2 separate regions of the Homo sapiens genome follow, and region 2 is linked to region 1. Evidence: read pairs that join two places in POLR2A ChIA-PET (ENCODE). Cell type or tissue: PC-3. All regions are shown on one strand. Each heading gives the region's core, and the rest is flanking DNA. Links, peaks and the distances in the headings are about the cores only.

Evidence for each region. Peaks named below come from ENCODE experiments on the same cell type or tissue, not always from the same donor. Only the 100,000 strongest peaks of a DNase experiment are listed, where the experiment ranks them.
Region 2: POLR2A ChIA-PET joins it to region 1 with 25 read pairs; 4 of 35 experiments call an interaction of 5 or more read pairs at or near these places.

The regions. Positions count from the first base shown.
Region 1 is chr13:47,429,970-47,435,811 of GRCh38, forward strand. No RefSeq gene overlaps it. Among named protein-coding and RNA genes, the nearest start is that of LINC00562, 500 kb to the right of the region's middle. In PC-3, for the core only: no CTCF peak of the experiment used is centred there; no DNase peak of the experiment used is centred there.
Region 2 is chr13:47,165,057-47,170,898 of GRCh38, forward strand. No RefSeq gene overlaps it. Among named protein-coding and RNA genes, the nearest start is that of HTR2A, 270 kb to the left of the region's middle. In PC-3, for the core only: no CTCF peak of the experiment used is centred there; a DNase peak (open chromatin) is centred at 3,135; H3K4me3 peaks cover 1,662 bases; H3K27ac peaks cover 2,302 bases.

The sequences.
Region 1 (5,842 bases), core at 1,765-4,264:
AGGAATAATGGCAGAAAATTTTCCAAATTTGGTGAAAACTATAAATGCACAGATACAAGTAACTCAGTCAAAGCGAAGGAAAATAAACATGAAAAAAGCCATTAAGGCACATGATTAATGACAAAAAAATTAATTCAAATGCTCAAAACTCAGTGATAAAGATAAAATCTGAAGAAAGAAGAAACAAAAAGACACCTTACATGTAATATGTAAAACAAAAATTAGAACAGCAGACTTTACTTCAGAAATGATGCAAGCCAAAAGATAGTAGAGAAACATTAACTTAGGAGTATTGAAAGAAAAACATCAAACTGAAATTCTATACTCAAAAAAAGTAACTTTCAAACACAAATGTGAAATATTTCCAGATAAAAATAAAAGCTGAGCTAGTTCGTTGACAGCATTCCTGCTTACAATAACTGTTAGTCTTTTAGGCAGATGGGACATTATATCAGGTTAATATCTGGATCTACAGAAAGGAATGAAGAGCACTAAAATGGTAAACATGAATAAATATACATTTTTATTTTTCAACTTTTTAAAAATGTTTTAAAAGGTTTTAACATGTGGGATTTATAATATATGTAGAAGTAAATGTTGGACAAAAATAGCAAAATGAGGGAAATAGAAGTATACCGCTTGAAGGTTCTTAAACTATTAATCCATGTGAAGGAATACAATATTACTTGAAAGTAAATTGTAATAAGCTGAAGAAGTATTCTATAAAGTCTGAAGCAATCTTAAAAATAAAGCACAAACAAAAAACAGATGTACCTAATAAGCCAATACAGGAGGTTAAATGGAATCATAAAAATATCAATTCATCTAAAAGAAGAGATAAAATTCTTGTTTATAATAGAATTTTAGCCAATAAAAGGCAAAAATGAGAGAATTAGAAAAATAGTTTTTATTTTTTACTTTTATTTTAGGTTGAGGAGTACATGTGTAGGTTTGTTATGTAGGTAAATTACATGTCATAGGGATTTGGTGTGCAGATTATTTCATCACCCAGGTAGTAAGCATAGTACACAATAAGTAGTTTTTCAATCCTCGCCCTTCTCCCACCCTCCACCCTCAAGTAGGCCCTAGGGTCTGTTGTTTCCTTCTTCGTGTTCATATGTACTCAATGAGTAGCTCCCACTTATAAGTGAGAACATGTGGTATTTGGTTTTCTGTTTCTGTGTCCGTTTGCTTAGGATAATGGCCTCCAACTCCATCTATGTTGCTGCAAAGGATATGATCTCATTTTTTTATGACTGCATATTATCCCATGGTGTATATATACCACATTTTCTTTATCCTTTCTACTACTGATGGGCATTTGGGTTGATTCCATGTGTTTGATGTTGCGAATAGTGCTGCGATGAACATATGCATGCATGTGTCTTTATGGTAGAAAGATTTATAGTCCTTTGAGTATATACCTAATAATGGGATTCCTGGTTTGAATGGTAATTTTAAGTTCTTTTAGGAATCACAGAAAAAAAGGGAATGCTTATTCATCACTGATTGGAATATAAATTAATTCATCCATTGTGGAAAGCAGAAAATCATCATGTTAAAATACCTAATAAGAGAATGGGTCTAAAAAATTATTTGCAGTAATTATTAAAATCATAAAGCCTACGGTTTTCATAATGAATGGATCAGGCTAGTATCACCTGAACCACCTGATATGGTTTGGATATTTTGTGTTTTCCAAATCTCATGCTGAAATGTGATCTCCAATGTTGCAGGTGGGCCTAGTGGGAGGTGTTTGGTCATGAATGGCTTAGTGCTGTCCTCATGGTAATGAGTGAGTTCTTAGTCTATGAGTTCATGTGAGACTGGTTGATTAAAAGAGGCTGGTACCTCCTCCCTCTCTCTCTCTCACCATGTTACATGCTGGCTCCCCTTTGCCTTCCACCACGATTGTAAGCTTCCTGAGGTCTCACCAGAAGTAGATGCTGGCACTAGGCTTCATGTACAGCCTGCATAACTGTGAGCCAAATTATCCTCTTTTCTTATAAATTACCCAGTCTCAGGTATTCCTTTATAACAATGCAAATGGATTAACACACCACTTTTATGTCTTCTCATCAATAAAAGACTAGACATGTGCCTCCTGCTGTGATGCAACAGGACATGCACAACACCAGCAATGAAAGATTCTTGTCCTTAAACCACACAAAACAAAAATGCTAATATAAGCAAGTTTTTCCATCTATGTAGGATATAGAAAACTGTTAAACACAGGAACAGAAAGTCAAACACTGCATGTTCTCACTCATAAGTGGGAGTTGAACAATGAAAACATATGGACACAGGATGGGGAACAACACACAACAAGGCCTGTCAGGGGTTGGGGAAAAGGGGAGGGAGAGAATTAGGACAAATACCTAATGTATGCAGGGCTTAAAACCTAGATGACGGGTTGATAGGTGCAGCAAACCACCATGGCATATGTATACCTACGTAACAAACCTGCACATTCTGCACATGTATCCCGGAACTTAAAGTAAAATTTTTAAAAATTAAAAAAAAAACTGTTAAAGGATACCACATGTATACAAAGCTAAATTCAGAATTTAAGATATTCAATAAAATAAAAGATCCAGCTCCTTCCACCAATAAATGTCATGAGAAAGTTTTAAGAGAACTATCAGCCAAATGCAACATGTGGGCCTTGCTTGGATCCTGATTCAAACAAAGCAACTGTAGAGAGACATTTTCATACAGTCAGGGAAAAAGTGAGGAGGGACTAGATACTAGATATCTTCTCCATAATCTCTCATGCATCTCTCCTGAAATACAAAACAACTCTCAAAAAATGATTTTTGTTACATTCTTCTTTATTTGGTTTGGTTTTTAAAGTCCCACTTTAATTATACTGACACCTGTTTTATTCTTTACCAGCTTTAATCACTTGCACTGATATTTAATGGAGAGAATGATGTATATAAGAGAACAGTTGCCAACTTGCAAATGCTAACAAAATGCTAAAAGACCACATGCATCTGTCAGGCAAGTAATAATTCATATGAGAAATTATATGAGATAATTATACAAGATAATTAAAACACATAAACCACAATAATTCAATATCACCACCAAATACTTCAAAGTAGCTAAGGGACTGAAGGATATACCATCCCAAAATTTGCCAAATTGGTAAATTGATTATTTCAAATTAAAAACATTGGAGAAATTGGAGTTTCAGAAAGGGCTAGACGACCTGTCCCTTTCTGCATGCATCAAGTCATAAAGATTCCTCTGGGAGGGATACCGTCCCTGTACCAGAGAGAGAAAACAGCCTTTATCTCCAGAGTGGTAATCAGGGGGCTGCAATGGACCTGAAGAAAGGAACTTCCCGAAGTAACCCTTATCTTGCAGTAGTTTTACACCCCGCCCACCATGTATCTCCTAGTGACTTCCCTAGAATTTACTGCCCCTAACCAGGTCCTCTTGTCCCATCATTTCTTTACAAATTTTTCATTCTTTGTCCAAAACACATAAAAGCATTTTGCTTTGACCATGTCTGTGGACATCAGTCTCTTGTGAAAATCCCCATGTACATGTAAAACTAACAACATGTATATGTTTTTCTCTTGTAAATCTGCCTTATGTCCATTTGGTTCCTAGTTTAAGCCGAAGAGGCCACATAAAAGCTAATGGGGGTTTGGAGATGATCTCTCACTCCCCTGGACAGCATTGTGTGACTCATCAAATACTCACTGAGTTCCTTACCATTGTCATTGATGCAGAGTATATTAATAGTTTCTGTTCTTCAGAAAAGCCCTGTTTTCTTTTTGAAAATAATATACAAACTGAGCTTAAAGTCTTTTCAATCTTAAAATGTTCAGTCAGCAATATTTTGAATATCTCCCTTTTTTCAATTATTATTATACTTTAAGTTTTAGGGTACATGTGCACAATGTGCAGGTTAGTTACATATGTATACATGTGCCATGCTGGTGTGCCGCACCCATTAACTCATCATTTAGCATTAGGTATATCACCTAATGCTATCCCTCCCCCCTCCCCCCATCCCACAACAGTCCCCAGTGTGTGATGTTCCCCTTCCTGTGTCCATGTGTTCTCATTGTTCAATTCCCACCTGTGAGTGAGAATATGCGGTGTTTGGTTTCTTGTCCTTGCAATAGTTTGCTGAGAATGATGGTTTCCAGCTTCATCCATGTCCCTACAAAGGACACGAACTCATCATTTTTTATGGCTGCATAGCATTCCATGGTGTATATGTGCCACATTTTCTTAACCCAGTGTATCATCGTTGGACATCTGGGTTGGTTCCAAGTCTTTGCTATTGTGAATAGTGCCGCAATAAACATACGCGTGCATGTGTCTTTATAGCAGCATGATTTATAATCCTTTGGGTATATACCCAGTAATGGGATGGCTGGGTCAAATGGTATTTCTAGTTCTAGATCCCTGAGGAATTGCCACACAGACTTCCACAATGGTTGAACTAGTTTACAGTCCCACCAAAAGTGTAAAAGTGTTCCTACTTCTCCACATCCTCTCCAGCACCTGTTGTTTCCTGACTTTTTAATGAGCGCCATTATAACTGGTGTGAGACGGTATCTCATTGTGGTTTTGATTTGCATTTCTCTGATGGCCAGTGATGGTGAGCATTTTTTCCTGTGTTTTTTGGCTGCATAAATGTCTTCTTTTGAGAAGTGTCTGTTCATATCCTTCGCCCACTTTTTGATGGGGTTGTTTGTTTCTTGTAAATCTGTTTGAGTTCATTATAGATTCTGGATATTAGCCCTTTGTCAGATGAGTAGGTTGCAAAAATTTTCTCCCATTCTATAGGTTGACTGTTCACTCTGACAGTGGTTTCTTTTGCTGTGCAGAAGCTCTTTAGTTTAATTAGATCCTATTTATCTATTTTGGCTTTGTTGCCATTGTTTTTGGTATTTTAGTCATGAAGTCTTTGCCTATGCCTATGTCCTGAATGGTATTGCCTACGTTTTCTTCTAGGGTTTTTCTGGTTTTCGGTCTCACATGTAAGTCTTTAATCCATCTTGAGTTAATTTTTGTATAAGGTATAAGGAAGGGGTCCAGTTTCAGTTTTCTTCATATGGCTAGCAAGTTTTCCCAACACCACTTATTAAATGGGGAATCCTTCCCACATTTCTTGTTTTCGTCAGATTTGTCAAAGATCAGATGGTTGTAGATGTATGACATCACTTATGAGGCCCCTTTTCTGTTCCATTGGTCTATATATGGGTTTTGGTACCAGTACCATGCTGTTTTGATTACCGTGGCCTTGTAGTATAGTTTGAAGTCAGGTAGCATGATGCCTCCAGCTTTGTTCTTTTGCTTAGGATTGTCTTGGCTGTATGGGCTCTTTTTTGGTTCCATATGAAATTTAAAGTAGTTTTTTCTAATTCTGTGAAGGAAGTCAATGGTAGATTGATGGGGATAGCATTGAATATGTAAATTACTTCAGGCAGTATGGCCATTGTCACAACGTTGATTCTTCCTATCCATGAGCATGGAATATTTTTTCCATTTGTTTGTGTTCCCTCGTACTTCCTTGAGCAGTGGTTTGTAGTTCTCCTTGAAGAGGTCCTTCACATCCCTTGTAAGTTGTATCCTAGGTATTTTATTCTCTTTGAAGCAATTGTATTGGGTTTTATGATTATTAGGGTTACTAAATCAAGCTGAAGCTGGATATGTTTCAAATTTAATTGATGATGTCCTACTGCCAGACTTCACATTGCAGTTATTTAGATTAAATAATCTTACATATAGAGAGAATGTTTGTGATACAGTTGCTCCAAAGTCAGTTGTTTTGGGAGCCCAAACCTCCAGGTGGGATTTCAAAGCCCATATAGTG
Region 2 (5,842 bases), core at 1,895-4,394, 260 kb before region 1:
TGGTTTTCAGGTTTTTTGGGGAGGGAGGTGGTAGGGACAAATAATTGGAGTACAGGGCATTTTTAAGTTAATAAAACTATTAACTCTAGAGTTACATAACATATGATACTGTAATGATGCATACATGACATTATGCCTTTGTCAAAACCCGTGGTATTGTACAACACAAAGAGTGAACTCTAATTCAACTATGGCCTTTAGTTAATGATAATGTATGAACATTGGTCCATCCATTGCAAAGACTGCACCACAGTAATACAAGCTGTTAATAGCAAGAAAAACTGTTGGGGGTGGGGGCAGTGAGAGAGGCTACTGGTAACACTGTACTTTCTGAGCAATTTTTATGTAAACCTAAAAATGTTCTAAAGAGTAAAGTCTATTTAAGAAAAGGAAACTATAGCCTTGGGAAAATATTTCCAATATGACATCTGACAAGATACTCAAATATTTAAATCTCAAATGTTTAATTAAGTCAGTAATTAAAAGACAAACAACCCAATTAGTAATGGGCAAAAGTCTTAGATACTTCACCAAAGTAATGTATGAGATGGCCAACATTTGAAAAGATGCTTATAAATATCAGTCATCATGGAAATGCTAATTAAAATCACAATGAATATCATTAAAAAACCACTAGAAAGGCTAAAATTTTAAAAAGACTGATAATACCAAGAGTTTACAAGAATGTAGAGCGACTAGATTTCTTATATATTCCTGGAGGGGGAATAAAATGGTACAGCCACTGTAATAGCAGCTTTTAACTAATCATATACCTGCCTTATGATTTCTAAGTTCCACTCTCAGGAAACTAAACCTTTGTTACATAAAAATATGTGAACAAGGGCCAGGCGCGGTGGCTCATTCTTGTAATCCCAGCACTTTTGGAGGCCGAGGCAGGCGGATCACCTGAGGTCAGGAATTCAAGACCGGCCTGCCCAAAATGGTGAAACCCCATCTCCACTAAAAATACAAAGAATTAGCCGGGTGCAGTGGTGCACACCTGTAGTCCCAGCTACTTGGGAGGCTGAGGCAGGAGAATCGCTTGAACCCGAGAGGTGGAGGTTGTGGTGAGCTGAGATTGCGCCACTGTACTCCAGCCTGGGTGACAAAGTGAGACTTCGACTCAAAAAAAAAATGTGAATAAGAATGTTTAATTTAGTTTCATTCATAATAGAAAAAACCTTGGAAACAACCCAAATATCCATCAACAGACGACTGAGTGAACAGAGTAATGTTATTCTCATATGACAGAATACTACTCAAGAATCAAAAGATTGAACTCCTGATATACACAACAATGTGGAATAATCTCAAATTTATGCTCAGGAAAAGAAGCAAAAGTGTACGTTTTTGTGATATGCAAGAACAGGCAAAATTAATCTGTGAAAATAGAAATCAGAAGAGTGATTGCCTGTGGGTGGCGGGGATAGGCTGTTTTTGTAAATAAAATTTTATTGGGACACAGCCACCGTCATTTGTTTATATATTGTCTATGGCTACTGTCACACTACAAGAACAGAGTCGAATAGTTGTGACTGGGACCATATGGTCTGCAAAGCTGAAACTATTTACTATCTGACCCTTTACAGAAAAAGTTTGCTGATCCTTAGTATAATTGAGCAAGTTTAACAAAATGTTGATAATTGCAGAGGCTGGACAATATTTTTATTGTTTATAAATAGAATAGTGGGCTATTCTACTTTTATATGTTCCATAGTAAATTTTAAAAATTTGGGTAACATCATCTTGCCTGAGAACCGCAAGATTTTTGCTTGCACCGTTTGGGGATACAGGTATTCGGAATCCTGCTTACTCCTCTCCTTCCTTCTGAGAGCCAACCCATTTTTGATCGCTTTTTTATGGCATCAACCCTGTGTGTAAACCATCTAATTACTGAAATTAGAGCATGAGAGGTTGTGGGCACTATAGGCAGACTGGATTTTATTATTCAGCCAATAAATTGACCCATTCATTATAAGGGCTTGCATGTGAGCATTTTTGAAACCAACTCTATGGCCTGGGATTACAATTAAGTTAGTATAATTTGGGACCCATTTGTAAATTTTACTGTGGATCTAGATTATTTACACTTTCCAAAGCTGTCACATAGATAACAAATGATACTATGAGAAAAAGGTTAGATATGGGGATAAACATCTGTTAATAGAACTTATACATATGGAGCAGAGGTTGGCGTAGGACTTAAGAAGTTCCAGGGCTTATTTCTATCTTTAAATATCCTATGTTGTTTGCTAAAACACTGATCCTCAGTACGGTTTGAAAATTTCTTATTTAGTGTTCATTTCTTTGGATGAGTATATTATGTTACTAATTGCTGCATTTTAGAATATGAATATGAGTGAGGAGATATTAACCTACTCAAAATCTTGTGCTCCTTAATAGTAACTAATATTTATATTATGCTTTATAATTTACTGCTTGCATTTCCTTATCTTATTTAATCCTCACAACCATGCTACAAAGGGTGCTATTACTAACATCTATTGTACAAATGGAAAAACTACAGCTGAGCCGTGAAGTGAAAGTGAAGATCACAAAGGGGACAAGTGTCAGTCAGGGCTTTATGCTAAGTTCCATTAGTTTCCAATATTTGCTGCTGCTTCCATTTCAATTAATGTGGTAGACATCTGAGTGTCAAATACAGGGAGCCAGCATTTTGCATGGTAATTCAGAACTGTGAAAATGACCATGCAAGTTGAAACTGTGCAAAATGGTCTGAGTCAACAGAAAAAATAAAACAGGCTTCTTTACTTTAAAAATGTTTAATAAAATTAAAAACTCTCTTATTTCTGTTTTAAAATGTATATAGTATATAACAATGTATGGTATAAAAAAGTAAAACTAATATTTACTCAGTACGCTGTAACTTATATCATTAGGCATATTAAGAATTGCAATATTTTGTTTGTAAAAAAACTTATCAAGAGTAGTTTTAATAGTGCTTGCCATCTTGTCATATAACTTATGATATTAGAATGAGCATCTTCTCTATGCCTTGCCAAACTGTCATACTCTTTTCTTAGGTTGAATCAGCATTTAACATTTTATCATCGGCACTTTCAATATTGAGAAATATTCCTTTAATGTAAAGATTTTCACCGGCGTCACTTCCTCTGGGAAATCTCCCTCTTTTTAGCCTTGACCACTTGACTCATTTATGTCAATAAGCTTACTTTCAATACATTTTTCCTTGTGTATCTAGAGAATATGAACTCAAGCAGCATCCACATTCCTGTGGTCAGCTATTTCTTGTTTAACATTTCTTCTTTTACGTTGGATTTGAATTTCACTTCCAGAATTACTACGTTTCATTTCTTTGCTGTGCTTTTTTTTTTTTTTTTTTTTTTTGGGCCATTTTCCTCAGTTTTGTAAAATGTCACGTGGGCTTATCACTGAGAGACAAGGAAGCGACACAACTACACATTTGCTACCTGTACCTGAACTGAATAGCAGAGGCACAGTGAGCAATCATTGCAAGCATTTCAAAGAAGTGATGTGATTGATCACGGATTTTGATGCACCTTTGATATTTACCTAGCGATTTACAGGCTGAGAGCTAGCTGTAAAATGTGTACTTTATGCACTTAAACACATGGTTAATATACGTGATGATTGAAATTTAAGTCATGTTTTTAGGGGACTGATGTTATTTGACTGTACTAGGAGTGCAAAATTTGTGCTTTTAGCAGAACAGCGCAAAGCAAGGGCTGCCTGTATTCGAGCCTGTGATACTCTCATGACCACTAACTAAAGGGGCGCTGAGTGGGTGGGAATTTACATTCAGAAGGGGAAATTTTGTTGCGTAGGAGGAGAATTATAGCAGGCAGAAGGAGATTAGAGAGTGAATGCCCTGGGGTGGATCAACCGTATGACACGAGGTTACAAAAAGAAAAGCAAAGTGGAAAGTTTCTTCTAAAGGCTGATTTCTCTACAATTTTGCCTAACGCAAAATGTTAGTTACAAAGAAAACTAATTTTCTGACTGGAAGAAACACTTTAAAACTGTGTCCATAAACATAAACTCATTAATAACACACACATCATTTATATATCTTTTTGTTCCTGTTAATTACAAAAATAATACATGTTTGTTGTAAAAGATTTAACGGTGTAGAATGAAATTTTCATTTGCACTCTAGTCTTTTTTCTCGGGGTACTAAATGCCAATAATAAAAATGTATTTTACATTTTATTATTTGTATTAGTTTAATATCAACTATGATATTATGTGATGCTTACTTTAATCAGACAGATGTGGAAATTAGGAAGAATTCTACTAGTGGAAACTTAAAATGGATTTTAAAAAATACTTGTCCTATGAAGAGAAAAGGTGAATTTTAATCTATTGCATTTAGAAAAATCAAAGCTGTGCCTATTGCTGTTTGAATATCAGTGGTGAATCTGTTAGACCGTATAAGAAATAGCAAAAGACCTTTTCCAAGAAGTAAGTTTTCTGGTTTACTTGCAAAAGGACATGTTTCAGAATACCTGCTTTCATTTGGGACAGGATATCAGAATTGAAAGAATCTCTACCACTCACACTGACCTCGACATATTCAAAAACAGGAAAATCTTCTAATCTAAAAATAGTTTAAACCTCACCTTGGCCAGAAAAAAAGAACTGCCATCTTATAGATAAATGTTTTTCCTACTTTTTAAAATGACCAACTATTGAAACATACAAAAGAATAGTAATGATATGGTTATTTTGATAGTACTTATATATAAGTATTATCTATGTTACTCACATGTAAAATAAACACACATGTATCCAACACTGATCTTAAGACATAAACCAATAACTTTAAGGCCCCAGTGCCTCATCTTGATGTTACACCCACTCTCTGAAAGTCACTTTATCTTGAAAGCTTTGTCTTGAAATAACACCTTTATCTTGAATTTTGGGTTTCATGCCTTTCCGTTTCTTTAGAATTTTACCACAGTTGCTTGAATTTCTAAATAATATATTGTCTACTTTTGCACAATTATGTGTATCATTGTTATGCTGTATAAAATTTTATGACAAGTCTTTTTCTGATTAACATTATGCTTGTTTGACTGTGAGATTTAACCTCATGAATATGTTTGACTTCTTAATTTGCAATATCGTACGGCATGTCATTGAGGAATGATACTACGATCTATTTATCATTTCTTTTGGCAATGGACATTTGAATTGTTTTCAGTTTTTACATTGCTTTAAAGGATTGTGCATGTGTTTCCTGGTGTATATTGGCCAGAATGTCCCTAAGAATTACTGCAAGAAGAAAAAATCTTGGTCAAAGGCTCTATACATCTTTTTTTTTTTTTTTTTTTTTTTTTTTTTTTGAGACAGAGTTTCAGTCTTGTCGCAGGGGCTAGAGTGCAGTGGTGTGCTTTCAGCTCACTGCAACCTCCGCCTCCTGGGTTCAAGCAATTCTTGTGCCTCCGCCTCCTGAGTAGCTGGGATTACAGGTGCATGCCACCACACCCGGCTAATTTTTGTATTTTTAGTAGAGACGGGGTTTCACCATATTGGCCAGGCAGGTCTCAAACTCCTGACCTCAAGTGATCTGCCCACCTTGGCCTCCCAAAGTGTGCACACCTTCAACTTACTTAATTAGTCCTCCTTTTGTTATCTCAAAGTGATTAGGTAAATTTACCCTCCAAACAACTGTGCAGTGGCGCTCCCATTTCTCCACCTCTTGCCAAGGCATTTAAAATAGTGCCAATCTGGTGGGTATGAAATTATATTTTATTGTAGAATTTACATTTGACAATTGGCATGGTTAACCTTGACCTTCCTTAAAAGGTCTGGGGGATTTACTCTATTTTTCAGTTAT